3 separate regions of the Homo sapiens genome follow, and all the other regions are linked to region 3. Evidence: chromatin loops called from intact Hi-C (ENCODE). Cell type or tissue: mammary epithelial cell. All regions are shown on one strand. Each heading gives the region's core, and the rest is flanking DNA. Links, peaks and the distances in the headings are about the cores only. Region 1 overlaps TAOK3 (TAO kinase 3). Region 2 overlaps TAOK3 (TAO kinase 3). Region 3 overlaps TAOK3 (TAO kinase 3).

Region 1 (10,879 bases), core at 1,134-9,133, 49 kb after region 3:
TTCACCGTGTTAGCCAAGATGGTCTCGATCTCCTGACCTCGTGGTCCGCCCACCTCGGCCTCCCAAAGTGCTGGGATTACAGGCGTGAGCCACCGCGCCCGGCCTAATCTATAGTTCTATAGGATGGAAAGCTGTTATTATCAAAACTATATCTCTCCAACGGCAGCTGGCTATATCACTTTAATAGCAGCACTTTGGGAGGCCAAGGCAGGTGGATCATGAGGTCAGGTGTTCGACACCAGCCTGACCAACATGGTGAAACCCTGTCTCTACTAAAAATACAAGAATTAGCCAGGCATGGTGGCATGCACCTGTAATCCCAGCTACTCAGGAGGCTGAGGTAGGGAGAATCGCTTGAACCTGGGAGGCAGAGGTTGCAGTGAGCCAAGATTGCGCCACTGCACTCTAGCCTGGGCGACACAGCGAGACTCTGTCTCAAAAAAAAAAAAATCATATATATACACATATATATACACACATATATAGTTTCTCATAAAGAAAAGCAAACATATCAATCTGTAACCAATTACAAAACTGTCTTCATTTGTCTCACATTTTTCTGTAAATGAGGTGACAGACTGGACCCAAATAGGAAAAATACTCAGGTCCCTTCAACATTACTGTATTACCAGGGTTACTGATCTTATCTTATTTATTTTTTGAGACAGAGTCTCACTCTGTTGCCCAGGCTGAAGTGCTGTGGCACGATCTTGGCTCACTGCAACTTCCACCACTGGGATTCAAGCAATTCTCCTGCCTCAGCCTCCCAAGTAGCTGGGATTACAGGTGTGTGCCACCATGCCTGGCTAGTTTTGTATTTTTAGTAGAGACAAGGTTTCACTATGTTGGCCAGGCTGGTCTCGAACTCCTGACCTCAGGTGATCCATTTACCTTGACCTCCCAAAGTGTTGGGATTACAGGAGTGAGCCACTGTGCCCGGCCTGAGTTGACTTTAGATAAGCATGATGAAATACATTTACTATTTTTTCTTTCTCTTCAAAATCAGTTTCCTCCGCCTTATGCTAGGAACTGTGAAAGATTTAGCTAAAAGATATGGTGTTTGTATTCAAAATGTTTACATTAGTGAAGATACAAGAGTGTGTGATAGAAGACACTACACAGATTTTTGTTCATTGGTTTGCTAAATTAAAAATCACCCGAGAATTTGCAGGAAAATAGTAGGAGTAGGAAAAGCATCTAACAGGTAGTACACTTCACACAGGATCTTGAAGGAATGGTAAAATCTGCGTAGGCAGCGAGAAGCTCCAAGCAAGGGCTTTTTGGGTGAAGTAAAAGGCAGAGACTTGAATGAGTTTGGTGTGTTTGAGAGACCGACTTCAATAGAACAGAAAGAATAGGCCCAAGATCATAGGAAATGAAGCTGGATAAATAGTGTACAGGCAAATCAGAAAGGGTGTCGAAAGTCAAGCAGAAGAAGTTAGATTTAACATAGTGGAAAACAGGGAACCACTGAAGCTCTCTGAAAAGGGAGTGACATGCTAGAAGTAGCATTTAAAGAAGATTCATCATGATGAGTTGGGAAAAAGAGACTGAAATGAAGGCAGGCCCCTGTGGTAGTCCAGGAACGAGGCAACAAGGGTCTGAATGGGAAAGGTGCACGAGGTGCAGTGCATTTTACCAGCGATGTAATGAGCCTTGAGACTATTATGTTAGGAATTCTCAGAAACAAGGAAAAACATGGAATAAGCCAGGAGCTGGCTAGGAGACAAAGGGGTTACATTACAGATTAACACCCTGAAATTTTAAACACTAAAAGTATATTCACAACGGCTAAACATTTTTTTTTTCAAGTATCCTATAAGGAGTTTCCTTGTTTGGTTTAGTGAATTGACTGCGGGTGTCCCCTAAATTTCACATCTGTTTTGCTAACACATCCCTATGAAAATCTGCTTATGTAAGAATTAGTTTTAATATTTTCAATACGTCAACAAAGTTAACTGACCCAATACAAGATATGAACCCTAGAGTCTCAGATTGTGAGAACGGAAAACATTCTTTATGCAGTAGTTGTCCTTATGTGTGGGGAATATGTTCTAGAACATCCAGTGGATTTATGAAACCATAGATAGTATGGAACTCTATATATACTATTTCCTTTCCTATATATACATAACTACAATGAAGCTTAATTTATAAATTAGCCACAATACTCTTGCACTTTGGGGATGTTATTAAGTAAAATCAAGGTTAGTTGAACACAAGCACTGAGGTACCACAACAGTCAATCTGATAACCAAGACAACCAGCTACTAAGTGACGAATAGGCACGTAGCATCTACAGTGTGGATAGGCTGGATAAAGGGATAATTCATTTCCCTGGCTAGAAGGAGTAGGTCAGCAGGAGATTTCATCACACTACTCAAAAGGGTAAGCAATTTAAAACTCATGAATGGGGCCAGGCACAGTGGCTCATGCCTGTAATCCCAGCACTTTGGGAGGCCAAGGCCAGAGGATCACTTGAGGCCAGACCGGATTTGGCTATGTCCCCACCCAAATCTCATCTTGAATTGTAGCTCCCACAATTCCCAAGCATTGTGGGAGGAACTCGGTGGGAGGTGAGTGAATCATGGGGTGGGTCTTTCCCGTGCTGTTCTTGTGATACAGTCTCATGAGATCTGATGGTTTTATCAGGGGGAGTTTCTCTGCACAAGCTCTCTTTTTTGCCTGCTGCCATCCATGTAAGACATGACTTGCTCCTCCTTGCCTTCTGCCATGATTGTGAGGCCTCCCAAGCCATGTGGAACTGTGAGTCCATTAAACCTCTTTCCTGTATAAATTACCCAGCCTCAGATGTCTTTATTAGCAGCGTGAAAACAGACTAATACATCCTGTCTCTGCAATTTTTTTTTTTAATTAGCTATCTGGGAGGCCAAGGCAGGAGGGTCCCTTGAGTCTAGGAGTTTGAGGCTGAGGCTGTGGTGAGCTATGATCGCACCACTGCACTCCAGACTAGGTGGCAAAGTGAGACTCTGTCCCAAAATAAATAAATAAAATAAAACTCATGAATGGTTTATTTCTGCAATTTTCCACTTTAGTATTTTTAGACCACAGTTCACCATGAGTAATTAAAACCACAGAAAGCAAGACAGGATAAGAGGGGACTATTGTATTCAAATATACATGTAAATATCTATGTTCTATTGTCACCAAAACAAAAAAAATTTTTTTAGCTGATCTAAAATCTTAAGACACAGTCCTAACTTTATCTGAGTGGTGTACTCAGAAGAAAACAAACACACTCTGCTGAGAAAATAACATTTTAAGAAATCAACACTTCACCATGTTGTTTCCCGGGCTGTTCCATCAAATTGGGAGGAAATGATCTCAATTGAAACAAAATGAAAAATGTTACTAAAGTGAAATTTGTCAGATTATATAATCATTTTGATGAATAATTATTAAATCTACAGTCGATCCCTGTCTCCTTCTTCCTATCCCCTTGGAATGGGTAGTACACAATGTGGTAAGAGGAAGGGCATAAATAAGATCGGTGGATTTCATCCCTGTGTTCCCTGGTACTTTCTAAATACTTCTATTATTATAACGCTGATTTTATTATCTATACATAATGCCATGTGTTGTTGTATCTCTTTCCATGATCACTTTCTGGTGAAGCTATGAATGAGAACTGAAATATCCAAAAATGGCAAAAATAAGCATAACTATTCTTGCACACTGAGCTCTTCCTTTACAGTGTGTGGCCAAAATTATGCTTTTCATACATTATTTCATTTAATCCTCACAACAATCCTGTGAAGTAGGTATTATAATTATATCAATTTTACAGAAGAAGAAACTGAGGTTTCGGGGAGGTTAAGGGATTTGTGCAAAGTCACAAAGCTAGTAGGTGGCAGACATGTTTATCTGCCACACTCTTATTAAACATTAAACTATCCTGCCAATCCCAAACCTATGTGACAGAAACTGAAAGTAAGAAATACCAGAAACCTGGATATGCTGCTGATCATGTAAAAGAATTAGGGAAGGGCATCAATTCTAAGAATTGTGTGATACAAATGATAGCTTCCTTGACTCACTTCCAACCTTTCCTTGAACTGAAAACATGGCATTCCATTCCTGAAGGAGAATGGGACACTACTATGCACTGGGAATGTAACTGTCCCCTCCCCTCTTTTAGTAGGATAACTTGCATTACTATTTGATGGTATTGACAGGATCTCAATATCTTCTCAATTTGGTCACTTTCTTTTTTTTTTTTTTTTTTTTTTGAGATGGAGTCCGGCTCTGTCGCTCAGGTTGGAGTGCAGTGGCACAATCTCAGCTCACCGCAACCTCCGCCTCCCAGGTTCAAGTGATTCTCATGTCTCAGCCTTCCGAGTAACTGGGATTACAGACTTACACCACCACGCCCAGCTAATTTTTGTATTTTCAGTAGAGACGGGGCTTCACCATGTTGGCCAGGGTGGTCTCAAATTCCTGGCCTCAAGTGATATTCCAACTTCGGCCTCCCAAAGTGCTGGGATTACAGGCGTCAGCAACAATGCCCGGCCTCAATTTGGTCACATTAAAAAAAAATGATATGGCCACGTGCAGTGGCTCACACCTGTAATCCCAGAGTTTTGGGAGGCAGAGGCAGGAGGATCTCTTGAGGCCAGGATTTTGAGACCAACCTAGGCAACACAGCAAGACTCCCTCTTTACAAAAAAAAAGAAACTTTAAAAAATTAGCCAGGCATGGTGGCACATGCCTGTAGTCTCGGCTACTGGGGAGGCTGAGGCAGGAGGATCACTTGAGCTCAGGAGTTCAAGGCAGCAGTGAGCTATGACTGTGCCACTGCACACCAACCTGGGTGACAGGGTGAGACTCTGTCTCTAAATAAACAAGCAAGCTACTACTTAGATCAGCCAGTTTAAGACTAACTAGGTTGGTTGGTAACATAAAAATGATTTCTTAATAGAATATCCAGTGACCCGAGCAACTTGCATAACTCCTACCAGTGAAACTAACCTTTAAAAAATGTTCTCAGTACATGAAATGTATTCATAAGATACTTCTAAAAATAACTCCCCACTGTAATTCCCTCCTTATGCATCTGGGCAGAGATGTCATATTTCCTTCACAAAGCTTCCTTTTATGTTGCAACAGTAAGAATCTCAATTTCAAGCTAAACCAGAACAATCTAGAACTATAAACTTTTTCATAAGACATGATTATTTGTATTAGTATGCTATATTTTATATAAATTGTCCACATGTGATGGGACATCCTTACGTTTTTAACTCAGAACTATTTTTAACTGGAAAACAAAGCAGCTGTAGTTTTAAATTCTGTCATCCTTCCCCCATCTTTTTTCTGCTAACACGTGGCTTTCCACAAAAGGGTCAGTGTGATCTTTGCAGATCAGAGATAAGGAATATAGCCACAATAAACTAGAGAAGGTTAAGCACGTTTTAAGTAATTCAGGAGTTTAAAACTTGTCATCTATGTATAAAACAAGCAAACAGTTATAAGTGGTTAAATAAACATGTACAAATTAATAGGATGGAGTTTGTAACTTCTACTTTTCCCTTCAACGAGTGTCATTTTGGCAGGCAGCCATATAATCTGCAATAATCTGTCATCACGAAGCACCACCCACTTCCTCTGCTTCACCCCCATCCAAGCTATGACTGGGATATTTCTGGACTGCTAATATAACATTCAGACAATCATAAAAGGCCTCTCAATGAAAGCTGAAATTAACATAATTTGTACTTTTAAGTTTTAAACATGCATAAATCTTAAGGAAAAAGAACGTGCTATATGACATCACATTTTAAAGATTATTTGACACTTAAAATTTCCTTTTTCATACATTAGAAAGAATAGCGCCCCCATTAGTAATATCCACTGCAATGCTTCTTAAATGAAAACATCCTATGCATAATTATAAGACTTAATTTACACATTTAACCTGCACAGTATTATGAGTTTGGATATGACAGTCACATGTTAGCCTATGCATTTTATTTAAACCTCATTCCAAGAGACTAGTGAAGTTGGTAAAGAAATTATTAAGGTAGCTTTCCTGATTTATAACATATTTTGCATTAACTTTTTAACATACAAATGATGACATGTCAAAAAAAAAGTATCTGTTTTCCTACTTAAACTAAATTCATTTTATGGACTATAGTAGTCACATAAATTGTTAATAACCGAATGGCCAACATGTTTTATTTTTATACTTTCATAAGTAGCTAACTCTATGTATTAAATTGATTTAAAAAGTTACAAAACAAAATAAATGTGACCAAACCCTCTGACTTTTCTGTCTCTAAATTTGGTATTACATTCAAGAAACAGCTCTGCTTTCTATACTATTTTCCCTTTCTGTGAATGAAGAAAAATAGGAGGCAGGCTTGTTACTTTTAAAGATCTCTAGGATGAATAGTGTGCCACTTGGAGTAGCTTGATTGTAAAATATTGTTTTAAAGTAATAATATCATCCATTAGCATAAACTGTATCCATTTAAGATGACCTTCAGTATATTTCAAGTTTTTTATTTAAAAGACTCTTCCGACAAAATATTGGTATTGTATTTCATGCTCAGCATTTACCTTAGTTATTCAGGAGAAAGAAAAAAATTAAATTTTTTTGAAAAATTGCCACTTTTATTTGTGGAATATCAAACTACAAATTAAATTAAATAGAGCACATGAATCCAATGACTTTTGAGGTTGATTACTCTCAGCTGGACTTTGAGCTAAGGCCATAAATATTTCACATGAAATTCAACAGAGTTTACTCATTTTTTTTAACAGTGTTTAGACACAAACCATATTTATAATCAACATTAAATGTAAAATAAAATACCAATGACACTTACTCACAGTAGATCTCAAACGCATGTCCTATATTTCCAGTTCAACATACTAAAGACTTTAAAAATTCCGTATTTAGCTACAACAATCAATACGATTTCCCCAGAGATGGCTTCATTTAAAAAACTGCCTCTTCCTCACAGGAAAGAAAAAACTGAACTTAAGTTATAAGAACACCCCAGGCTATCAGCACCTTCATCCCGAGAAAGGAAGTTATTACAGACACTTAGTTTTTTAAGTGAGGCTTAAAGAGAGTACTTCCTGGTCAGACAGCTAACGTCAACAGCAATTTATACAGCTTTGCATTTCGACATTTTAGAAAGAACTCTCTAAAAATTTTTCCAGAATTTTCCCCCCAGTACCTACAAAAGAGGAAAACTTGCTCAAGCTAATCTTATGTAAAAATCTATGAAAGTCTATCAATGCTCACCGTTATGGTATCAAGTAGATATCAGAACTGGTTACTATTATTGATAATTATATCAGCTTAAGTTTTAATTATTTTACACTTAGGCACCCTCCACTCTCCCTGCATACTAGAGTAAGGTTTCAAGGAACACAATATTAGAAAGAAAAGAACCAATTTACTTACAGGAGGACAACTCACCATCTCTTGATAATGAAGAAAAGGCAACCATTCTCATTTTAATTTGCAAATTGAAAGTTAATTCTCTTTTAAACTTATGTATTTAAAAATCTTCAAGAAACTTTGTACAATACTAAAAAGGAACTGCAGATAAAAACAGCGTGATCTGGGTGCCACACATTACTATCAGTATTGCAAGCTGAAGTATTTCCTGTTACAACGCCCATTGGTTCCCACAGGTGCAAGTGCCTATGGGTGGTGGCAATTCACCCTTCCTTTTGTAAGAGATCCACTAAAGGAGATTTAAGATTGGCACAAGCAATGCTAGGAACTATTCGAACAGAACTACCTTGGGCTAATACCGAGAGACACCCAAACTAGGATGATTGTGAATTGATGATTACCTAATTCAAAAAAGCTGGAGAAAATTTATTTCAATACTTTCATTATTTTTCTAAGATGCGCGATTATTAAGAATGTATGTGGTCAGGCGTGGTGGCTCACACCTGTAATCCCAGCACTTTGGGAGGCCGAGGCAGGCGGATCACCTGAGGTTAGGAGTTCAACACCGGCCTGGCCAACATGGTGAAACCCAGTCTCTACTAAAAATACAAAAATGGCTGGGCGTGGTGGCAGGAGGCCGTAATCTCAGGTACTCGGGAGGCTGAGGCAGGAGAATCACTTGAACCCAGGAGGCGGAGGCTGCAGTGAGCCAAGATTGTACCACTGCACTCCAGCCTGGGCGACAGAGTGAGACTGTCTCAAAAGAAAAAAAAAAAAAAGTATGGCCGGGCACGGTGGCTCACGCCTGTAATTCCAGCACTTTGGGAGGCTGAGGCAGGCGGATCACGAGGTCAGGAGATCGACACCATCCTGGCTAACATGGTGAAACCTCATCTCTACTAAAAATACAAAAAAATTAGCCGGGCATGGTGGTGGGCACCTGTAGTTCCAGCTACTCGGGAGGCTGAGGCAGGAGAATGGCGTGAACCAGGAAGGCGGAGCTTGCAGTGAGCCAAGATCGCGCCACTGGACTCCAGCCCGGGCGACACAGCGAGACTCCGTCTCAAAAAAAAAAAAAAAAAAAAAGTATGTGATTTCATTCAACAAATGCTTACTAATTGGCTTCTATGTGCAGGGCACTATTCTAGGCACTAGGAATACAATAATGAACAAAATAAAGTCCCTGTGGTCATTCATATAATATTTAGTGGACTTTTGAGCATTTCATATATAATGAGGAAACTTCCATAAAGGCAGAGATTAAGAAATTTGTATGGAAATTTGGAAACTCATTTGTAGTTAGTGTAGTTACTAAGAAGCATTGTAATAAGTGGTCACCAATTTAAACCTAAACAGAACTTTTCCAGAAACTGTCACACAAAAGTAGTGTTCTTTATGTTTTAATTGTTTTTAAAAGGCCATGTTGGAGGTAAAGGCATATGTTCCAGCAGGGAAAAGGAAAAACTTCTCACTATGAGTCATCAGTGACTAAGTTATTTTAATTCAGGCTTAAAACACATTTCAAACCCAATTACTTGTATATGCAGAAAACTGATAACAACCCTAAATTAACATCAGAAGCTTGATTTGACCAATTTTCAGGGTCAATATCAGCATCGAAGCAAAACAAGTGAAATTTTTTCTCAAGGGATAATGCCCCCGTACTGAATTTTATTATTATTTTGGTCTTATTAGACTTTAATGCCTAAAAGCCATGTCATCAAGCTTCCACTAGACTTCGTTACAGTGAACAGAGTTTTCTTAGGTTTTAGCCACAATGAGATACAGCCATCGTGGATGTATGGTGTGGTAGTAGGAATGGCTTTCATTTGTATTCAATGAAATAAAAATATAGTAAATTCAAGGCTGCTCCAAGAAAAATGTAAAACCCCGAGAGTAGAATTTGCAGATGAATACTACTCTTCCAAACTATCATTTACTTCCTTAGGATTTTTTTTTCTTTTTTTTTTTTTGAGATGGAGTCTGACTCTGTCACCCAGGCTGGAGTGCAGTGGCACGATCTTGGATCACTGCAACCTCCGCCTCCTGGGTTCAAGCGATTCTCATGCCTCAGCCTCCAGAGTAGCTGGGATTACAGGCATGCACCACCACATCCAGCTAATTTTTGTATTTTTAGTAGAGACGGGGGTTTCACCATGTTGGCCAGGCTGGTCTTGAACTCCTGACCTCAAGTGATCCACCTGCCTCAGCCTCCCAAAGTGGTGGGATTACAGGTGTGAGCCACTACACCTGGCTAGGATTTTATTTCCTTATTATTTTTAAAATTTCAACTTTTATTTTAGATACGGGGGTACATGCACAGGTTTGTTACATGGGAATATTGCACGATGTTGAGGTTTGGGGTATGGATCCCATCACCCAGGTAGTGAGCATAGTCAAACTATTAATAAAAATAATAATAATAAAAAAACATGCTGGTGAGGCTTCAGAGAAAGGGGACTGCTTATACACTGATGGTGCGAATGTAAATTAGTCCAGCCACTGTGGAAAGCAGTCTGGAGACTTCCTTATTTTTAAAATAACGAAACCTTTTTAGCCAACAAATCGGAGGAACTCTCAAAGTCAAATTTCTCTATTTAGTCAGTCAAGAAATATTTATTGTGCAACTACTAACTGCTAGGCACTGTTCTATGAGTTGGAGATACAGCAATTAATAAAACAAAAATCTTTGCTTTCATAGACCCTAAAATTTAGGGGTGTCCAATCTTTTGGCTTCCCTGGGCCATAATGAAAGACGAAGAATTGTCTTGGGCCACACATAAAATACACCAACACTAACAATAGCTGATGGGCTAAAAAAAAAAAAAAAAAAAGGTCCATGCATAAATCTCACATAAATCTCACAATGTTTTAAGAAAGTTTACAAATTTGTGTTGTGCCCCATTCAAAGCCATCCTGGGGTGCATGCAGCCTGCGGGCTATGGGTTGGACAAGTTTGCACGTAGGAATATAAGACAAACAAGCAAAAAATTCGGCATGTGAGGTGGTAAGTGCTATGGAGAAGGATACGGTAGGAAAGATGGAACAATAAGTTTATTTGTTCACAGTCGCAAATTGCCTAGATCACACAGTAAGAAAAATTGCTTTGGAAGACCAGAGTGCTAAGCCTCCCTCTCCCAGGCTCTACCTCTGACTCAAGTGAACATCCACCTTCTGTTGAAAATGACAATCTTATTTCAATTGTTGCTAATAGCTAGAGAAAGGAAAACAGGCCAGGTGTGCAGCGGCTCACATCTGTAATCCCAGAACTTTGGAAGGCCAAGGTAGATGGATCGCCTGAGGTCAGGAGTTCGAGACCAGCCTGCCCAACATGGCAAAACCCCGTCTCTACTAAAAACACAAAACACTAGCTGGGTGTAGTGGCATGCGCCTGTAATCCCAGCTACTTGGGAGGCTGAGGCAGGAGAATTGCTTGAACCTGGG
Region 2 (9,302 bases), core at 10-8,009, 70 kb before region 3:
CTTGGTGATTTACATGACACAGTATATTATTTTCAATAAAGACTGGCTCCACCCCTTACTATCAGTTTGATCTTAGGGAAGTTACTTAACCTATCTGTACATCAGTTTCTTCATCTGTAAAATGGAGATAATTCTCATAGCAACTTTACAGAGATTTGTAAAGGATGAATATACATAAAGTACTTAAATAATTACTTTGGAACATCTGATTATATTGCTTTATATAGTTCCATAAAGTATTTTTCATATTGTTTAAAGTAATTAAATAAAGCAGGAAATTTTTTTTTTTTTTTTTTTTTTTTTTTTTTTTTTGAGACGGAGTCTGGCTCTGTCGCCCAGGCTGGACTGCAGTGGTGCAATCTCAGCTCACTGCAAGCTCCGCCTCCCAGGTTCATGCCATTCTCCTGTCTCAGACTCCCGAGTAGCTGGGACTACAAGTAGCTGGGACTACAGGCGCCTGCCACCATGCCTGACTAATTTTTTGTATTTTTAGTAGAGACGCGGTTTCACCATGTTAGCCAGGATGGTCTCGATCTCCTGACCTCGTGATCCACCCGCCTCGGACTTCCAAAGTGCTGGGATTACTGGCGTGAGCCACCGCGCCTGGAGTCTTTTTTTGTTGTTGTTGTTGAGAGTCTTACTTTGTAGCCCAGGTTGGGGTGCAGTGGCGCCATCTTGGCTTACTGCAGCCTCTACCTCCTGGGTTCAAGCGATTCTCATGCCTCAGCCTCCCGAGTAGCTGGGATTACAGGCATAGGCCACCACACCTGGCCATATTCTTTTAAAATAATTAAACAACATGAAAAATACTTTATGGAGCCATATAAAGCAATATAATCAGCTGTTCCAAAGATACTAAAACCTACAAAAACCCTAGGTTGTAGTAATGGATGTTACTTTACTTGTTTGTCCATAATGCATCTTCATTAGGAGGGCAGGGGCCCTATCTGTTTAATATGCTTTGAACAGAACTGTACTCTATTATGATGTGTAAGCAGTTGCTTAGTAAATGTTATTTGGTGATAGAAAAAAATTCAAAGACTAGCTGATTTTTTTTAGTAGACAAGTAATTTTGCAGAGATCTAAGTCATTCTGTAAGGCATAATGAAATTCCAACGTGTCTAGGAAAGGAAGGAAAATAATCTGGAAAAGAATAGGGTGAAAAACTCTGAGCCAGACTGACAAGCTAGGTAACCTATCAGAACTCAACAAAGACAAGAACTTGGATTTCTTTCACTGAAAGGTACCATCTCTGCTTGTTGGCTAGTCAGGGAAGGTGAAAGAAGCTGCCCTGTCCTTACCTGGAGGCTTTGCCTCAAGAGAAAAGTTCAAAAGAAACTGCAAATGAAATCGAAAACCTGAACTTGGTCAGTGAATTGATAATCCTGCTCAGTTTACACACAGTGACACCAACCTTAACTACACAATTTAAAGTCATTGTAAATTTTATACAAAGCCAGAGTGTTTCTTTTTATGCCAGTGGGCTTTCTATCCTTCTCAAATGAAACCTCGTTTTGAGGCATATTGGTAAGACACTGTCACAAAACCAAGCCAAACCAGCACCATAGTTGAGTTCATGTATGCAGATTTTAAAACTATGTCATATAGCCTAATTCTACATACCAGTAAGGTGTGCCCACGAAGGAGTTGGCAGGAGAAGCCATTGAAGCAGATCCAAAATCAGCTAGTTTTACCTGACCTGGCTCTGTTAGAAGAATATTTCCTGCTTTAATATCCCTATAGGAAAAAAAAAAAGGGTTAGAAAATTACTTTTCAATTTTGATTATGGAATAGGTCAGAGCATGCAATTAATAAGACAAAAAGTTTATTTAAACGAACAAACAAACAAACAAAACAAACCTTGCTCAGATAGCCAGAAGGAGATTTAGTAATTACTGCATGTTGTAAGGGGGCCCAGATTCCTGGGTGTACTTGCAGGTAGGTCATACTAGTTACTTAAAGGTAGAGCTTTCTTCAGAGGGAGGGAATACAAATGAGAAAAAAGGCAGACATGGCGAACAAGAAAACCTATTCAGCTGCTACACTTACAAAGGCATATTCTTAAAGGCTAAATCCAGTTATCAATAGTATTCCCTGTGCTGAGAAAATTGGTGCCAATTTTAACTGCTTTTTCTGCTTTTCCAAATTATGTGACATTTTTGGAGCCTAAACAAACCTGCAATGATTCCGTATTGACCACCTACCAATAAACCTCAACTACACACATACCTTTTCTTTCTTGCCTGTGACCCTTTCTCTCTGTCTTTAATTGTAACTGCAACTCTAAGGCATTTGAGGTACATGTTATATAGAAGGTGATATTTTAAAAATAACTCTGTACAGTAAAAAGAAGACCCTGAAAGATCAAAACAAACAAGGATTAGGGGTTAGGAAATTACATTTCTATTGTATTACTACAAAGAATTGCACGTGGTTACTACTAAAGCTAATAGAGGTATTATATAGCAAAAAGTTTTAAAAATATAATTCAAAAAATTCATTTTTCATTATGGTAATTTAGAATGAGAAGGTGTGGATGTACTCCTTATTCTTTTTAAAAAAGGCATGAGGTGTAATGAGCACTAGAAACCATGAATTGGAAGTTGATGGTCAGTGAAAAGATAAAACAGAGAAGATGAGGAAATTTATGTCAAGCTGAAAATGATAAGGTTCAAATGCTTCAAAATAACTTTTATAAAAACTTCCCTTGAAAATTCAGTTTCCTTCCTCATGGTGACATTAGGCATTGGCAGACAGAACTAAAAAAAAATGCATTATTTATTTTTCTTCACAACAGAAAAATATATTTTCTCTACTTATCTTTAGTTAGGAGATTGAATTGCCTTTAAAATCAAAACAATAAAAATCTGAGACACAGTATTTACTTTTAAATTAAAAAAACATTATTTATAAGTATTTTGACTCTTCAACAAATTATTTTACATACTAAAGAAGATAAAGCATAATACAGACTAAAACATTAAGTTAATGTGCAGATTAAGGTAATAATGGCACAAAAAACTGAACTGTAGCTTTAAATGAGAGCAGGCAAAATAATCACAAGCAAGTTGGCAGTAGTATTAACACCTTGGTACCAAAGACATATATTTACAAAAAGTTGTCAGATCCATAGACATTATGATAATTTTATTTAATCAGTATTTATTAACATGATTAGGTTCACTCTTTGTCCTTAATTCCCAGCAGGATTTCGGTCTGCCTATCTTTAGGAAGTTCTGCTTTTGTGGTACCAGTAAGTGGTCATGGCTACACTGGGGTGATTAAAACAGAAGCAAAAGAGGAACCATAACCCAATAGTTTCACTTCTTCCTAGTAAATGCCAGTTGTTTTCTTTCATTTGTGAGCCATCTCAGATTCTTCATACCTAATATTTCACTCCTCCTCCCCTCATTCATTAATGTAACTGTACTAAAAGTTCATTACTGAGAGAAGAAAAGATTGGTAACATGTTTCTCTAGAAGTTAATGGAGGGAGGGAGGTTGCAGGGAGGAGAGTGTGGTTGTGGTAGAGAAAATACAAGGCAGAGAAAAGCCCTAGAATAGGAGTCAAGAAACTTGAGTTTCAATCCTTAACATATTACTTAAATTCTGTGAAACTCTGGGCAAGTTAAGTCTTTCTGAGCCCTGGTCTCTTCATATGCCAAAATACAGTAAAGATAATATCTTCCTAAGTATCTATATGAACTATAGAAATGAGAAATATTTTAAAGTTATAAAATAGCATATATTTATATAAGACTAGCTTGTTATTTGTAATAGGAAAGGGACAATAACTCTGCTAACAGATAAATATATGCAAGGAAGGTTAATTTTCTTTTCTTTTCTTCATGACACAGTATCTAAAGATTGGTGGGCCCTTTTTCAAATTTCCCTGCAACATTTAGCCTGGAGAACAGTTACCTACTGAACAAAGATGATATAATTGTGGATACGTAGGAGAGAATAAGAGATAGAAGCTAAATTCTGGCAACTTTATCCTTTATATCCAGAAGCAGCAATCTATTTGCTTCCCATGAATGCTTAGGCAACCTAAAAATTGGAGCATGCACTAATTTTCAAGGTTCCTGGAATAGACAGTCCTGCAACTGAAAAGAAACATAACTGGTCTCTAATCTTACCTATGAATCAATGCATGAGAATGTAGGTAGGCTAGTCCATGCAAGGCTCCATGAGTAATGGCAGCGATCTCCACTTCCTGAAGTGGTTTTTTATGAACTGAGGAAGGAAAAAAAAAAAAGTCAGTAGATGATCAGTTTCATTCCTCATTTTATTATTTTATACAGCTATACCAGACTGGGTTACATACTTTCTCACATGACAATTTGGGAACACATTCACCTAGATCTTCTATAGAAGATAATAAGTGATCAGACAACAGGAAACCCAAGTATATAAACACAAATGACCCTTCAAAACAAAAATAAAACAAAGAAAGCCTGATATTCCTTAAATGATGCATTGTTAATTTACTTATCAGTTGCAAGCCAAGCCACACTGATTCCAATTAACCAGGCCCAAATTAACCAGTCCCTTCCAACATTTCAATGTCTGGAGTGTTCTAGGTTACATTTTCCTCCTCTGCCACAAAGCCATCTTTAATTACCCCTTCAAACTACAGGTTTTCATTATTTGTGAAAGAAGCTAATAAGCAATTTCTATTCAGAGATCAACAGTGATTTAATTTTTTTTTTTTTTTTGAGACAGGGGTCTCACTCTGTTACCCAGGCTGGAGTGCAGTGTTTCAATCAAAGCTCACTGCAGCCTTGAATTCCTGGGCTCAAGTGATCCTCCTGTCTCAGACTCCTAAGTAGCTGGTATTATAGGTGTTAGCCTCTGTGCCTGGCTCAAGATATTTTTTTTAAAGTAAATTTTTAACACAGCCTCTGGTTATAGCAGCATCTGCAGAGAGGAATGGGGTCAGTCAAGATTTCTGAAAGGGTTTAACATCAATATAACGTGAGACTATCTACCTCTCTTTCACATATACCCATGAATATGATGTTTTTGGCTACATGTACCATATCACATTAGCCAAACATTTTGGTAGTACCTGCCCTGGATGGGCCATGAACTAAAACAGCAGGAAGACTGCTAACATCACTCAGACACTTTCAGTGGCATTGAAGAGAGGAAGTGTGCATGGCTTATCCACACCACCCTAAAGCTCAAGCCATCATTCAATTAGACTGCCCAAACTACACTTTAGTATGGCGGTAGATAACATTCTGATCAAAGTAAAACAGAAAGGAGAGTTTAATTCCTTCTTTCTTACCTTCTAATAAATCAGAGGCTGAGCCTAAGCAATATTCCATCACCAACTATAAGAGATTAAAATAATATTCAGAATAATGAAAGTTAATTTAAAAACTGCTGAAACCAACTAAACAACCAATCAAGGAACTAAGAATACTAGGTGAATAAATATTCTGATCTACCCGAACTTGGACTGAATTTTTGTCATCTGGCACTAATTGATTTTTATAATTTTCATCATCTCAGTTTTTATTATTTCTTGTTTGAAATTGGCCTAAAGATTATTGGGGGACTAGATATAGAAATATTCACTATAAATGGTGAAGCCAAGATTGCCAATTTATTTATTAACTCCTTCACTACTTTATTTCAAAAAGGATTCAGGTGACTATGTTGTACTATAAATTTGTAACTCAGAAAGTGGCAAACAAATACACGAGCCAGTAAAATCTATTTTGGGGTTATACCAGTTAAATAAAATAAACCAGTAAGTAGTAAATTCCTTTTTTTCACACTTTAAAAAGTTTTAAACAAGAAACAGATATTGTTTTGAACTGAATCTGAAGATGTAGCCTGCTATGTATCATTACATTACCTTGAATCCCTGAGATATATGTGTTATTTACATTTAGATCTTAAAATATTTCCAGAATAATATTATTATAATACTATTGATAGGCTAGGTGCAGCGGCTCACGCCTGTAATCCCAGCACTTTGGGAGGCTGAGGCAGGTGGATCACCTGAGGCCAGGAGTTCAAGACCAGCCTAGTCAACATGGTGAAACCCCATCTCTACTAAAAATACAAAAAATTAGCTTGGCATGGTGGCTTGCACCTGTGGTCCCAGCTACTTGGGAGGCTAAGGACGGAGAATCGCTGGAACTCGAGAGGTGGAGGCTATCGATAGTTATTGGGTTTGCAATCTGCGGAGGCTTTCTAAAAGCAAAAGTGAGAAACCTCTTTCTTTACTCTTTTTTTTTTTTTTTTTTTGAGACGGAGTTCACTCTTGTTGCCCAGGCTGGAGTGCAATGGCACGATCTTGGCTCACTGCAACCTCTACCTCCTGGGTTCAAGCACTTCTCCTGCCTCAGCCTCCCGAGTAGCTGGGATTACAGGCATGCGCCACCACACGCGGCTAATTTTGTATTTTTAGTAGAGACGGGGTTTCTCCATGTTGGTCAGGCTGGTCTCAAACTCCTGACCTCAGGTGATCTGCCCGCCTCAGCCTCCCAAAGTGTTGGGATTACAGGTGTGAGCCACCGTGCCCGGCCTCTTTCTGTACTCTTATCCTCGATTTCTTTTTTTTCTTTGTATTTTTAGTAGGGACGGGGTTTCACCATGTTGGCCAGCCTGGTCTTGATCTCCTGACCTCGTGATCCACCCACCTAGGCCTCCCAAAGTCCTGGGATTACAGGCATAAGCCACTGCACCTGGCCCTTCTTATCCTAGATTTTTAGGTGCCCAAGACTACTGATTTGTAGTCAAGGTCAAAACTATCAGGGTTCAGCAACCAATCTCCACACACACATGCAAGCATTCACACTCCTACAAATTATTGTTATTTAAAAGAATAGTAGATGCTCATTATGAAATATAAATTTCCTATAATAAACTAGACATAACCAATATCAACATATTAGTTCCTTTCATTAAAAAAATTAATGTGAAAATATATTTATATTATGTACCTTGCATTACTGAGATAATTTAGAATATGTGATGTCTAGAAGTTTAAAATTTAGAAACTATTATACTTTTATAGTTATATATTATAAATATCAATATATATGAACATATTATAAATATAAGTATACTGTGTCTATATTATATAGAATGCAATTAAATTAGATATAACATACTTATAATACTATTTATATATTACATATGATTATGTCTTATATTTTATAGTTTTACAGTTATATATTTATATAGTATGTACCTTGCATTTCTGGAATAATTTAGAACAATGAGAGGTTTAGAAGTTTAAAATTTAGAAACCATACTATAGTTTTCTGCTTGACATTAAAAACAAACAGATTCAGAAACATTAATCTTATTTCTTATTATAAAATGGAAGATTCTACATGAGTAAATGTTATAATGAACACTAGCCTTTATGTGCCCTACTTTTTCTTTAATCAATTTTGATGAAAGCATTTCTAAATTTTATTACATAATTTTCTAATTTTTAAAAGTAACTGAATATGCATACATAACCTCCTTAAACCAAGCATATGAAATGTGAATATAGAACTTTAAAACTGAATAGAATGAATATGTTTCTAGCTGCATTAAATGTTTTAAATTACATGTTTAAAAACTCAGCATTTTTGTCACAAATATTTTTTCCCCTATTATTCTATAACACAAAGGCACCTGAGATGGTTGTTTGCTCCTGACACTAAACAGCTCTGGCTGCTCTGCCTTTAAATGATTAGCTCTGCCTTCTAGCTCCCCTGACTTTTTCCGTATGGTTAAATTATTCTTGTGCCTGTTTGTATGCATGTATCTAACAGCTCAGTTCCTTAGAGCTCTTTCTGATTGGTCTATCAAACCAGTTGTAGACAGAAACCAGGTAGCCATGCTTATTAGCAGTCTATATAATCTAAGAATAAACAGGTGGCCGGGTGCAGTGGCTCATGCCTGTAATTCCAGCACTTTGGGAGGCCGAGGTGGGCGGATCACCTGAGGTCGGGAGTTCGAGACCAGCCTGACCAACATGGAGAAACCCCGTCTCTACTAAATACACAAAATTAGCCGGGTGTGGTACTCCGGTGGCTGAGACAGGAGAATCACTTGAACCCGGGAGGTGGAGGTTGCAGTCAGCCGAGATCGCGCCATTGCACTCCAGCCTGGGCAACAAGAGCAAAACTCTGTCTCAAAAAAAAAAAAAAAGAGAAAAACGAGCTTCAAGTAACAGTGTGAAGGATTTTCTGAAGACTTGAAATACATGAGATTTTAGCACTTGGATTTTGTAACATTTATTCTGCCTGCTTGAAATCCCTTTCTTGACTCCTTCAAGACAGCTGAGATTGCCAGAGAACTGATTTCTAGACAATGAGATATGTCTTTGATTAATTTCTTATTTTCAGAATGGAAGCAATAGCTCTACATAAAAGTTCCTTGAACAGAAATATGTATGTTTAGTATACTGTTTGATAGTCTATTTAAGAACAAAATTCCATTCCCTAATTAGAGATCACATACAGGAAAGGAGTTGGTACATGGTAAACAATAAATGCTAGTTAAATTGGAGTTTAAGTAGGAATGTGCAATTTGAAAAAGTAGAAAGCATAACATTTTCACATCCTAAATGTGCCTAATGTGCCAACCTAAAACCAGAAATACAATCATATAAAAATATACTAAGGGCCGAGCACAATGGCTCATGCCTGTAATCCCAGCACTTTGGGAGGCTGAGGCAGGTGGATCACCTGAGGTCAGGAGTTGGAGACCAGCGTGGCCAACATGGTGAACCCTATCTCTACTAAAAATACAAAAAATTAGCTGGGTGTGGTGGCATGTGCCTGTAGTCCCAGCTACTCAGGAGGCTGAGGTTCAAGAATCACTTGAACCCAGGAGGCAGAGGTTGTAGTCAGCTGAGATCGCACCACTGCACTCCAGCCTGGGCAACAAGAGTGAATCTGTCTCCAAACAAACAAACAAACAAACAAAATATATATATATATATGAGTGTGTGTGTGTCTGTGTGTGTGTGCATGTGTATATATATTTATATATATATATCACAATAAGATGACAGAGTGGAACAAAAGTCTCTTATTTTAATCATATGGTGGCCCCTGTTTGGTAAAAATCACATAGCAATTAAAACATCAAGAACAATTCCAAATATGGGGGGAACTGGAGTGGAGGATGAGAAATGACAAAGATAAAAATTCTAGGATGAGAATATAAGGCTGTGCCTTTTACTTTTACAAACAAATAATTATAAAATGATGTCAACTTTTCACCATCTCTTTCTGAGTGTTTATAGAATGGAATTTCTAATAGGCTAGATATCATTTA
Region 3 (10,879 bases), core at 1,572-9,571:
GTACTATCCACACCTTACTGACCACATCCATACTCTGTTGGCAGTGACAGGAAGCAGAGCAAAAATGCTGGCAAGAGGGAAAATTAGGTCAAGAGTCCCAGGTTCTCAGAATGAACAACAGTATAGCCTGGAGGGTTTTGGCACTGCCTCATCTCTCTTGTCCACTGCTGAAGGCAGTCTAGAGTGCTAGGTAAGAACATTACTCAGATGCAAGATTATCTGTGTTTGAATTTTGCTTCTGCCTCTGACTTGTGGTATTGGTTAAGTAACTTAAACTCTCTAAGCCTCAGTTTTCTTATGGGTATAATAGGGAAAATAAAATAAAGTGAGAATAGCAGGGTCAGGTACAAGTTTTTGTAAAGAAGAGATCTTTGCTGGAGAGAGGTAAGAGGTCAAAGGTAAGAAAGAGACAGGACAGCTAATAGTCACTGTTTTTAATTGTGGCAAAGCAAAAAATATTTAGATGTGTTTAAAAAAATCTTCTGCACATATTAGTGCAGAATATTAGTCACTCAAGACATGTTGGATAAATGAATAAAAAATGGAGGAACAACTATTCAATGCTGATAACTGATAAACTTGGTATTAAAAAGAGATATGGGAACAGACAGATTTTCCTTAACTATGATGACCTCTCAAAATATTTGGAAAACACAGCATTTTTTTTCTACAAGTGAAAATTCCAATATCACGACTACCATTTTGTAAACTTCATAAATGCACACAGATCTCAGGGGAAGATGAGTGGAACCGTGCACTATTCTATCTTCAGTACCACCACTCCATTTTGACTCTACCAAAAAACCAAATATACTACTAAACACCCACCCAAACAATCAAAATATCAAGACCAGAAAGTGGATAAACAAAGTACCTGACACCACTCTCATTCCTTTACTGAATTCCTTTCACTTATTCTGTCACTAGAGAAGTGGCCCTATTTCAGCTTGGCCCTATTTCAACTTCAGCTTCCATAGATTAATATGATTTTAATAAAAGATGTATTATAAGCCCTATTTACTCTTCTTAAAATTGAAATCAGCCCCCATTCCTTATCCTCCTCCTCTGTTTTTTTGCTTCACAGCATTTGCCACCTTTTAATAAAATAGGTATTTCACTTAATTTGCATATTTTCTCTCTCTCCTTTCTAGCATGTAAACTCTATGAGGACAGGATTTTCAATCTGTTTTGTTCACTGTTGCATCTTCAATGCCTGAAACAATGTTTGGCAGAATGTACGTGTGCAAAGAACACTTGCCAAAAGTCTGAATAAATTAATCAACTCCATTACAATAGAACAATGCTATGAGACATTTCTTTTGCATTGACTTTTATCTGTGCACTGTTTTCGCCATGTTAACGTCCATTTACAAACTTCATATTATGTTCTAAGAATTGGTTTCTCTCTAGGCCATAACTTTCTTGAAGGGGAGCACTGCATATTACTTTTTAATTTTTCCCTTACTGCTCTCATATTTTATTTTTTAGAGATGGAGTTTTGCTCTTGTCACCCAGGCTGGAGTGCAATGGCATGATCTCGGCTCACTGCAACCTCCACCTCCCGGGTTTAAGCAATTCTCCTGCCTCAGCTTCCTGAGTAGCTGGGATTACAGGCACCTGCCAGCATACCCAGCTAATTTTTGTATTTTCAGTAGAGATGGGGTTTCGCCATGTTGGCCAGGCTGGTCTTTAACTCCTGACCTCAGGTGATCCACCTGCCTTGGCCTCCCAAAGTGTTGGGATTACAGGCGTGAGCCACCATGCCTGGTCCCATATTTTAAATACTAATAAATAAAGTTCAGGTAACTTCTCTCTTTACACTCCTGGTCTTGCCCTTCCTTTTGCCTCCCTCATGCCAACAACACTTTGCTGAAGAGAGTCTGGCACTGTTTCAGTGAAGTCATTATCTATACTACTTGGTTATGAGGTGAATGAATAGACTATGGTTTTAAGTTGTTGAAAAGGCAAGCACGTTTTTCAGAAGAAATTCTTTTATGAGTTCCAATGCAATAAAATAGCTCAGTGATTCAACGGGCTGAATTACATTTCATTCACTTAGAGGTAAATTCCACTGAAGAAAACTAAAGAGCACATACTTCCCCCTTTAATTTTGGCTCTCTAGAAATTTCTCATTTAGTGATATTTCTCATACCAAGAACTAGAACCCTCAAAGGTCTCAGGGAAGAGACACAGGCTGTTTGAACTAGGCCGACTACAAAATATATAATATTAACCAAAAAGAAGCCTTCACCAATTGGTGCTGAATTATTAATTACCTCTTCCTAGACTTCTTCGTATGATAACTTGATTATTTCTTCATACCCCAGTTTAGAAAAATTACCATAATTTATGCTTACACTAAGGAAATCCCTAAATATTCTTCAACAACTTTGCATGGTTACAATGTTCTCTTAAAAAAAATGTAATCTGAAATAAGAAGCCACTGATACATATTATCTACACTGCTTTAAGGCTTTTGCTTTTTGAATGTTATATGTGTACAACTTGTATTTCAGTTTGTCCTAATTTGTGATGTTTTTAGCAATTTGTTCAGATAATGTTCCTAAATCTTGATATGAACTAAACTTATGAAAATTGATTGTGCTTATAGGGATGCCAATAATTTCATTAGATATTATAAAATTACAGTTATTCCCTCATTTTCCGTTGCTATGAAAGGCAAATGGCAAAGAGAAACAACACGACACCTGGAGTGAAAAAGATTTATGTTTAAATCCTCTGCTTAAGAGTGTAGTCTTCAGCCTGCTATCTGGAAAAGCAACCATGGTTAAGAACACGGGTTATGATTAAAGTAGAACTGAGTTCAAATCCCAGATCTAATCCTAACTAACCATATGGCAGGTTTCAAATCTAAGGTTCAGTTTCCTCATCTGTACAAAGGACATAATATAATAAATATATCGAGCACAGGATTGTTTATTGTCAGGATTTAATAAGATAGTGTATGTAATGTGTTAAACAAGGTGGCATGCATAGAATAAGCATTCAATAAACTTAACCCGCCGGGTTTGGTGGTTTATGCCTGTAATCCCAACACTTTCGGAGGCTGAGGCGGGAGGATTGTTTGAGGTCAGGAGTTCAAGACCAGCCTGATCAACGTGGTGAAACCCTGTCTCTACTAAAAATACAAAAATTAGCCGGGCATGCATCTGTAATTCTAGCTACTAGGGAGGCTGAAGCAGGAGAATCCCTTTAACCTGGGAGGCGGAGGTTGCAGTGAGCTGAGACTGTGCCACTGCACTCCAGCCTGGGTGACAAAGCAAGACTCTGTCTCAAAAAACAAAAAAATAATAAAAATAAACTTAATCCACTACTACTAACAAATGACATAATTAAATGTGATATTCTATAGAGAACATATATATCAACTGTTAAGTATTTAACTGTTAATTTTTTACTATTTTATGCATGTCAAAAAGTTGGCGGCTGGGCGTGGTGGCTCACGCCTGTAATCTCAGCACTTTAGGAGGCAGAGGTGGGCAGATCACTTGAGGTCAGGAATTCAGACTAGCCTGACCATCATGGTGAAACCCCATCTCTACTAAAAATACAAAAATTAGCAGGGTGTGGTGGCGGGTGCCTGTAATCCCAGCTATTTGGGAGGCTGAGGAAGGAGCATTGCTTGAACCTGGGAGGCAGAGTTTGCATGAGCTGAGATCACGCCACTGCACTCCAGCCTGGGCAACAGCAAACGAGACTCCGTCTCAAAAAAAAAAAAAAAAAAAAAAGTTGGCTCAATTGCCATTCGATTTTCTCCTCTGCTGCTTTGGAGAGGTTAGTCTTCTTCTGTCATAGGATAGAAATCACTTTTCAGATATTTACAAGAGGACACCATGTTTCATAAAATAATAAAGAATGTAGAAAGGATTCTGTGTCATTTTTTCTGGATACTCAGAGTAATTTATTTTCTCTTAAAGCTCGACCACTGCTGGTTTTTGTTTTTTAACTTTTATTTTAGGTTTGGGGCACACATACAAGTTTATTATATAGGTTAACTGGTGTCATGGGGTTTTGGTGTATAGATTATTTTGTCACCCAGGAACTAAGTATAGTACCTGATAGTTGTTTTTTCTGATCCTCTCCCTCCATTTGGAGTTTTCTTATTCTATTCCTATTTACTGCTAACTTTATTTTTTATGTTTTTATTTAATTTTTTTAGAATTTAGATAGGGTCTCACTATGTTGCCCAGGCTAGTGTCGAACTCCTGGGCTCAAGTGATCCTCCTGTCTTGGCCTCCCAAAATACTGGGATTACAGGGGTGAGCCTCCTCACCCAGCTTATAATTTTAATTATTTCAACACTTGGTTTAAATTTTTCTTTTTGACTTATATTCTTCATGATTGTAAATGGATGTGAAACGTTTCATAATTTTTATAAAAATCCATACATGTTTCCCTCAAGTTCTTGAGTCTAAAATTAACATAGATCTGTCCTTACTTTTATTTAGTGGACCTTAATGTTCACTGAAGAAATATTATTGATACTTAGAGTAACTAAGCCACAATGGTAGGTTCCATAGTTAAAAGATAATTTTATATATTGTACTTTGGACTTAAACTAATCATTCAATTGTAAAGTAGTAACATCAAACTTTTGCTCTCAGAGTTTGTTCTGCTTCATCAGTACATTCAAATAGAATGCTCCATAATGAAGAAAATAGTCTATCACTTCATTTGCACTATCCAATAATGGTAGCCATTAACAACATGTGGCTAGTAAGCACTTGAAATGTGGCTAGTGCAACAGAAGAACGGAATTTTTAAGTGTTTAATTTTAATTAATTTTCATTTAAATAGCTCTTTGGCTAGAAACTACAATGTTGGACAACACAGTTCTAGATAGTTCAAAAAACATCAGTAATTATGTGGAAATAGAATAATAATGATTCTCATTACTAAACTATACAGGTTATATCATTGCCTCAGGAATTGCTGACACATCTCTTGACCAATTGTGCAAGAAGCAATGAGGTTTTGAGCACGGTTTTTTACCACTTTATGAATCAACCTTCCCGCCTCCTCTTCCCCCCCCCATCTCTGGAGTCCTCATAGTTTTCTCTTTAAAATCATTTGTAAAACAGAAAGCAAAGCTCTCAGATCTAACCAGTAGTCTAACTCTGACCTTAGGCTCCCACGGGAATTCAATTATTTTTGTTGGCCTAACCTCTAAGGGATGATGGATTTGCTATCTCTGTGTCCTCCTTCTTCCCTGACTCCCCCTCCCACCCTCACATCTTCTCCTCTAACTAGTCACATTTAGTTAGTTTCTTGACCTGCTGCCTTTGTTTTAAACAGGAATGAAAGAGAACCATAACTGGAAACAGAAACTGTTGCATTCAGTTATTAGGTCGCAATGGGAAAAATGAGGCTGTGTATGTATAAGTGTTTTTGCAGGGTTTAGGATAGCAGCTGCAGCTACCCCTTCTTTCCTTCCACTGCTAGACAAATTTCCAAGCACTTGATACTAGAGTTCTACCACTAGCTAGCCAGCTAGAGGTCTCGGTATCCTCTATGAACTGTTAATGAAGTTCCGGAAGTTCTTTCCTTAAAAAACAAAAGTTCTGAATGCTGACTCTCTAACCACGGAAATGGTATCTTATTACTAAAACACTAAAAATGTTAAGCTGCATACTGCTCCAATGAGTAGTCTGTAGACTTGTTACCATCTGTACTGGCCATAGCGAAAAAGGGTTTGACACTACATGATAGTTACTGGTACTTGTTCCCAATAGCTGCTTAAAATAAGCTGTTGGCAAGTTTGACTACTTTTTTTTTTTTTTTACATTTAAAAAATAACAACATTAAACAGTTATATCTGTAAATGTAAGAAGGTTAAGGCATTCTAAGTCACAGGATGGGATAGGAGGTAGGCACAAGATACAGGTCATAAAGACCTTGCTGATAAAACAGGTTGCAGTAAAGAAGCCGGCCAAAACCCACCAAAACCAAGATGGCAATGAGAATGACCTCTGGTCGTCCTCACTGCTATACTCCCACCAATGCCATGACAGTTTACAGATGCCACGGCAACATCAGGAAGTTACCCTATATGGTCTAAAAAGGGGAAGCATGAATAATAGACCCTTTGTTTAGCATATCATCAAGAAATAACCATAAAACTGGGCAACCAGCAACCCCCCGGGGCTGCTCTGTCTGTGGAGTAGCCATTCTTTTATGCCTTTACTTTCTTAATAAACTTGCTTTCACTTAAAAAAAAAATTAAACATTTACATTTGTATAAAGTACTTTCACATACCTAACCAAATTCAATTATTTTAACAACCCAGTAAGGCAGGAAAATCAGTTATTATTATTCTGATTTTTATGAGTGTCATCTGACTCCTAGGATAGCAGCATGTTTCCCAGTATACCAGTACTTCTACCTGGCAAGGGTGCTGCCCAAAAATGGTCTTGGGAGAATGTAGACGGTGTAGAAAAGTCTGTAATTTGGCCGGGCGCGGTGGCTCACACCTGTAATGGCAGCATTTTGGGAGGCCGAGGCAGGTGGATTACCTGAGGTCAGGAGTTTGAGACCAGCCTGACTAACATGGTAAAACCCTGTCTCTACTAAAAATACAAAAATTAGCCAGGCGTGGTGGCACATGCCTGTAATCCCAGCTACTTGGGAGGCTGAGGCAGGAGACTCGTTTGAACCCAGGAGGCGGAGGTTGCAGTGACCTGAGATCGCACCACTGCACTCCAGCCTGGGGAACAGCAGCGAAACTCTGTCTCCAAAAAAAAAAAAAAAAAAAAAAAAAAAAGCCTGTATGGTTGTAATTAATTGAGCACTCAAATTTAGTTCTTAAAACATTTTCTTTCCCCTCTTTGAATTATATTATTTTAAATGTCACTGGGCACGGTGGCTCACGCCTGTAATCCCAGCACTTTGGGAGGCCAAGGAGGGCGGGTCACCTGAGGTCAGGAGTTCGAGACCAGCCTGGCCAACGTGGCGAAACCCCATCTCTACTACAAATACAAAAATAAGCTGGGCGTGGTGCTGCATGTCTGTAATCCCAGCTACTTGGGAGGCTGAGGCAGGAAGAATTGCTTGAACCCAGAGGTAGAGGTTGCAATGAGCCGAGCTCGGGCCACTGCATTGCAGCCTGGGCAACAGAGTGAGACTGTCTCCAAAAAAAAAAAAAAAAAAAGCCAACCTTCTAGGGTAGATTTTGTAAAAACCAAATTATGGACATCCTAAGTTCTCAGATGTACAAATGAGTTACAGCTCTAAGTTGCATCTCTTCAATTTTATTTCTTGAAACAACTGCCCTCCTCCCTGCAAATCTACCCTCCCTTCTTGGCTCAAATGGTGGTTTTCTTTCCTTTTTTTTTTTGAGATGAAGTCTTGCTCTTATCCCCCAGGCTGGAGTGCAATGGCACGATCTTGGCTCACTGCAACCTCCGCCTTCCGGGTTCAAGAGATTCTCCTGCCTCACCCTCCCGAGTAGCTGGGATTACAGGCGCCTGCCACCACGCCTGGCTAATTTTTGTATTTTTAGTAGAGATGGGGTTTCACCATGTTGGCCAGGCTGGTCTCAAACTCCTGACCTCAGGTGATCTGCCCGCCTCAGCCTCCCAAAGTGCTGAGATTACAGGCCTGAGTCATCAGGCCCCGCCACATGGTGGTTTTCTTTATCTTCCTCCTGGCTATGTGCTGGGTAGCAGATTATCCACAATTATTATTGTAGCTCAAAAACCTGAGTTTTCCTGTTTCTCTTCTTTTACCATTTTCTTATTCTTTCCCCCCATAGGCAACTCCCTCCCTTCTCATAATTAGCTTAAGACCTTAATGTTGGCTGGGTGTGGTGGCTCACACCTGTAATCACAGCATTTTGGGAGGCTGAGGCAGGCAGATCGCTTGAGCCCAGGAGTTTGAGGCCACAAGATCAGCCTGAATAACATGGCAAAACCCAATTTCTACAATAAAATATAAAAATTAGCTGGGCATAGTGGCGTGCACCTGTGGTCCCTGCTACTTGGAAGGCTGAGGTGGGAGGATTCCTTGAGTCAGGGAGATGGAGGTTGCAGTGAGCCGTGATCGTGCCACTGCACTCAACCTCTACAACAGAGTGAGATTACAGAGTGAGACTGTGTCTCATAAATAAATGAACAAATAAATAAGACAGACCTTAATGTTTTCTAACAAGGTGGTTTTGATATTTGGTGAGCTATGTATAGACTCTTCTGAAATGTGAAATATGTATGTCTTCAAACATATAAACAAGGTAAGTTCTTCACACACTATGAAGCTTCATAAAAGGTTCCATTTAAATTTGTATCTTGGCAAAATTATTGAACTTGGGGAGTATCCCTAAACTGTTAAATCAGCAATATTACATCTGTTCCAAACTGGTATCTCATTTTTCTTGGAGTTCACAGAAAACAAAAAATAAGGCAACATAAAAATTATCCAGAGTTTTGCTTGGACAGATTTCTATTATCTGCCCATTTAATATATAATATCTATTTGATATAATTTATTAAATGTTTATAATCATCCTTCTATTATATAAATAGGTTTACCACATCTGCTTGGTGATGTTGGTAGCTTTTTTCTTCTGTTATAAGGGAGAATATGGAGGAAGGATTTAAAGTACAGGAGGTCAAATGGAGTCAAGAATGTGTAAACCGTGTAGTGTAGATAGCCTTAATATATTCTGGACTTAGAGTTTTAGGGCAGTGGGAAAACTAATCACATTCATAAGACATTTTGCAACTACATTATTCCCCCACAAATAATAGTTATTTTAATCTATATCCACAAATAATAGTTACTGGCTATATCTACAAAGTTTGTGTAGATATCTACAGATTCTATGACCCTACAGTGTTTCATAGGTATTCATGTAGCACTTTTAAAGTACAATTAATGAACTGTGTCCAGCAAAGGTTTATACTGGCCTTTCCTTCAAAATTAATGAAATAAAACTGTACATTGTTGTCTCAGTAAAAATAAAGGCACAAAGAATTCACAAATAGGGGCCGGGCATGGTGGCTCATGCCTGTAATCCCACCACCTTGGGAGACCGAGGCAGGTGGATCACCTGAGGTCAGGAGTTCGAGACCAGCCTAACAAACATGGTGAAACCCTGTCTTTACTAAAAATACAAAAATTAGCTGGGTGTGGTAGTGGGCACCTGTAATCCCAGCTACTTGGGAGGCTGAGGCAGGAGAATCGCTTGAACTTGGGAGGCAGAGGTTGCAGTAAGCCAAGGTTGTGCCATTGCACTCCAGCCTGGGTGACAGAGAGAGACTCTGTCTCAGAAAAAAAGAAAAAAAAGAAAGAGCTCACAAATAAGTTTGTTATAAGGATTTTCACCATGAGATAGGGAAAACTCTTATTAGCCTGAAACATGGCCTTTGGCCCTTCCTCATAGGAATCCCAAGAGACAAAGAATAAGTCTCATTTAGAGTTGAATAATTTTTTTTTTTTAAAAACAGCATTAGATCTATGTAAAGATAGTATTTAAAAACCAAACAAAACTAAGAAATGGGAAAAAGAAATGGCAGGTGAAGAACTCTTTTCAGAGAATAAAAGTTGTCATATAGCAATGGATGCTGTGTCAGAACATACTGCCAATAAACTTTAAGAAAAAAGGAACTCAATGAAGTTACTGTTATATAAAACAGGAGCTCACAGCAGGGATGTAAGAGTTAATGGAAGATATCGTGAGCCAAAACAGGGAATAAAACATGATTTGGCAGAAGTCAAGAGAGATGTGGGGAGAAAAATAAAACCACTAATGAAATGAAGCTGGCAAGAAGCAGCACAAAGAACTGGCAATGGTGGAGACGTGGTAAGGGACATGGGTGGAGAATTGAGGAAAGTAGCAAAACAACAGCACCTTGAATAAAGTTTTTAAAAACTAGAGTAAATTATAGATTTGAAAGATAATATATTCAAAATCAGTTTCCTTGAAAAATAGAAATATAATTGTAAATCTATAATTTTAAAAAACTTTCTACAAATGAAAATAAACTTGAAGCTACAGACTGAAAAGGCACACAGAAGCCAGGGGAAACAGGCACAGAATAATTAAACATTGAGACATAGCTTTATTAAGCTACTAAATTCCAAAGATTAAAATAAGGGCTTGACATTAAAAAAAAATCTAGTCCCTTAATTTAAGACTACTTTAAAGCCTATAGAAAAAATATGGCTAAATTATATAAGCAAGTGTAATTCTGAAAATAAACAATGCTAAGATTTTAGATAATAGTTACCCATAATGTTCCTATAACCTGTAACTAACCATACCTTGGACAACTAAAATAAATTAAGATTTTTCTTGGTCTGGGGAAGTAGACGGTAGCAAGGGATGTTTCTTGAAATTACTTATTAAAGGCTTATTACTAATATCTAATTCAATAAGCATCACAACCTACAAATGTTTTATAATAGAATTATTCACAAAATCCACAAAACAGCTTATGTTAGCCTGATTTTACACATGAAGAAATGAAAGCAAAGCTAAAGGAAATTAATTGTCCACAGTTGCATGTTGAATCATCAGAAACAGGAGAGTATCACTTCTAGTACAATTTTTTGTTTGTCTTTAACAGGTTTTGTCACTACCTTGCACTCTGACATTATTTTTGGCTACTGAGTAACACCGATCTTAACTAGAGGCCTGTAGTATCATGATCTAACACAACAAAACTATAATGAGTGTTGAAAGACTGTGGAGAAAAAAATAAATTTGGGGAAACATAACAGATGTGAATTCCATCAATCAAAAATGCTTATCTGCTGGTGAGGCTCTATTCTGCTGAGCCCTGTATTAAAATCTGGAGTGAAAATAAAACTGAACCCAAAATCCCTAACACTAAAGACGGAAAAATGCAGAAAAGAGGCTAA

The links. Hi-C counts contacts between places; a loop is a spot of excess contacts. Peaks named below come from ENCODE experiments on the same cell type or tissue, not always from the same donor. Only the 100,000 strongest peaks of a DNase experiment are listed, where the experiment ranks them.
Region 1: a loop joins it to region 3, with 4 times the contacts of the local background. A loop is called at or near these places in 15 of 110 quality-filtered maps.
Region 2: a loop joins it to region 3, with 4 times the contacts of the local background. A loop is called at or near these places in 2 of 110 quality-filtered maps.

Annotation. Positions count from the first base shown.
Region 1 is chr12:118,352,068-118,362,946 of GRCh38, forward strand. All of the region lies in intron 1 of TAOK3 (TAO kinase 3), which reads right to left. Among named protein-coding and RNA genes, the nearest start is that of TAOK3, 15 kb to the right of the region's middle. In mammary epithelial cell, for the core only: no CTCF peak of the experiment used is centred there; DNase peaks (open chromatin) are centred at 4,984, 5,584 and 8,904; H3K27ac peaks cover 4,210 bases.
Region 2 is chr12:118,233,935-118,243,236 of GRCh38, forward strand. It overlaps TAOK3 (TAO kinase 3), which reads right to left. Exons shown (of 21, transcript NM_016281.4): 6 at 5,293-5,338; 7 at 4,139-4,235; 8 at 1,624-1,737. Among named protein-coding and RNA genes, the nearest start is that of PEBP1, 100 kb to the left of the region's middle. RefSeq lists enhancers at 3,377-3,446, 3,587-3,636. In mammary epithelial cell, for the core only: no CTCF peak of the experiment used is centred there; a DNase peak (open chromatin) is centred at 4,167; H3K27ac peaks cover 1,740 bases.
Region 3 is chr12:118,302,178-118,313,056 of GRCh38, forward strand. The region is part of intron 1 of TAOK3 (TAO kinase 3); the gene reads right to left. Among named protein-coding and RNA genes, the nearest start is that of TAOK3, 65 kb to the right of the region's middle. RefSeq lists an enhancer at 6,022-6,121. In mammary epithelial cell, for the core only: no CTCF peak of the experiment used is centred there; DNase peaks (open chromatin) are centred at 5,004, 5,624 and 6,034; H3K4me3 peaks cover 574 bases; H3K27ac peaks cover 2,382 bases.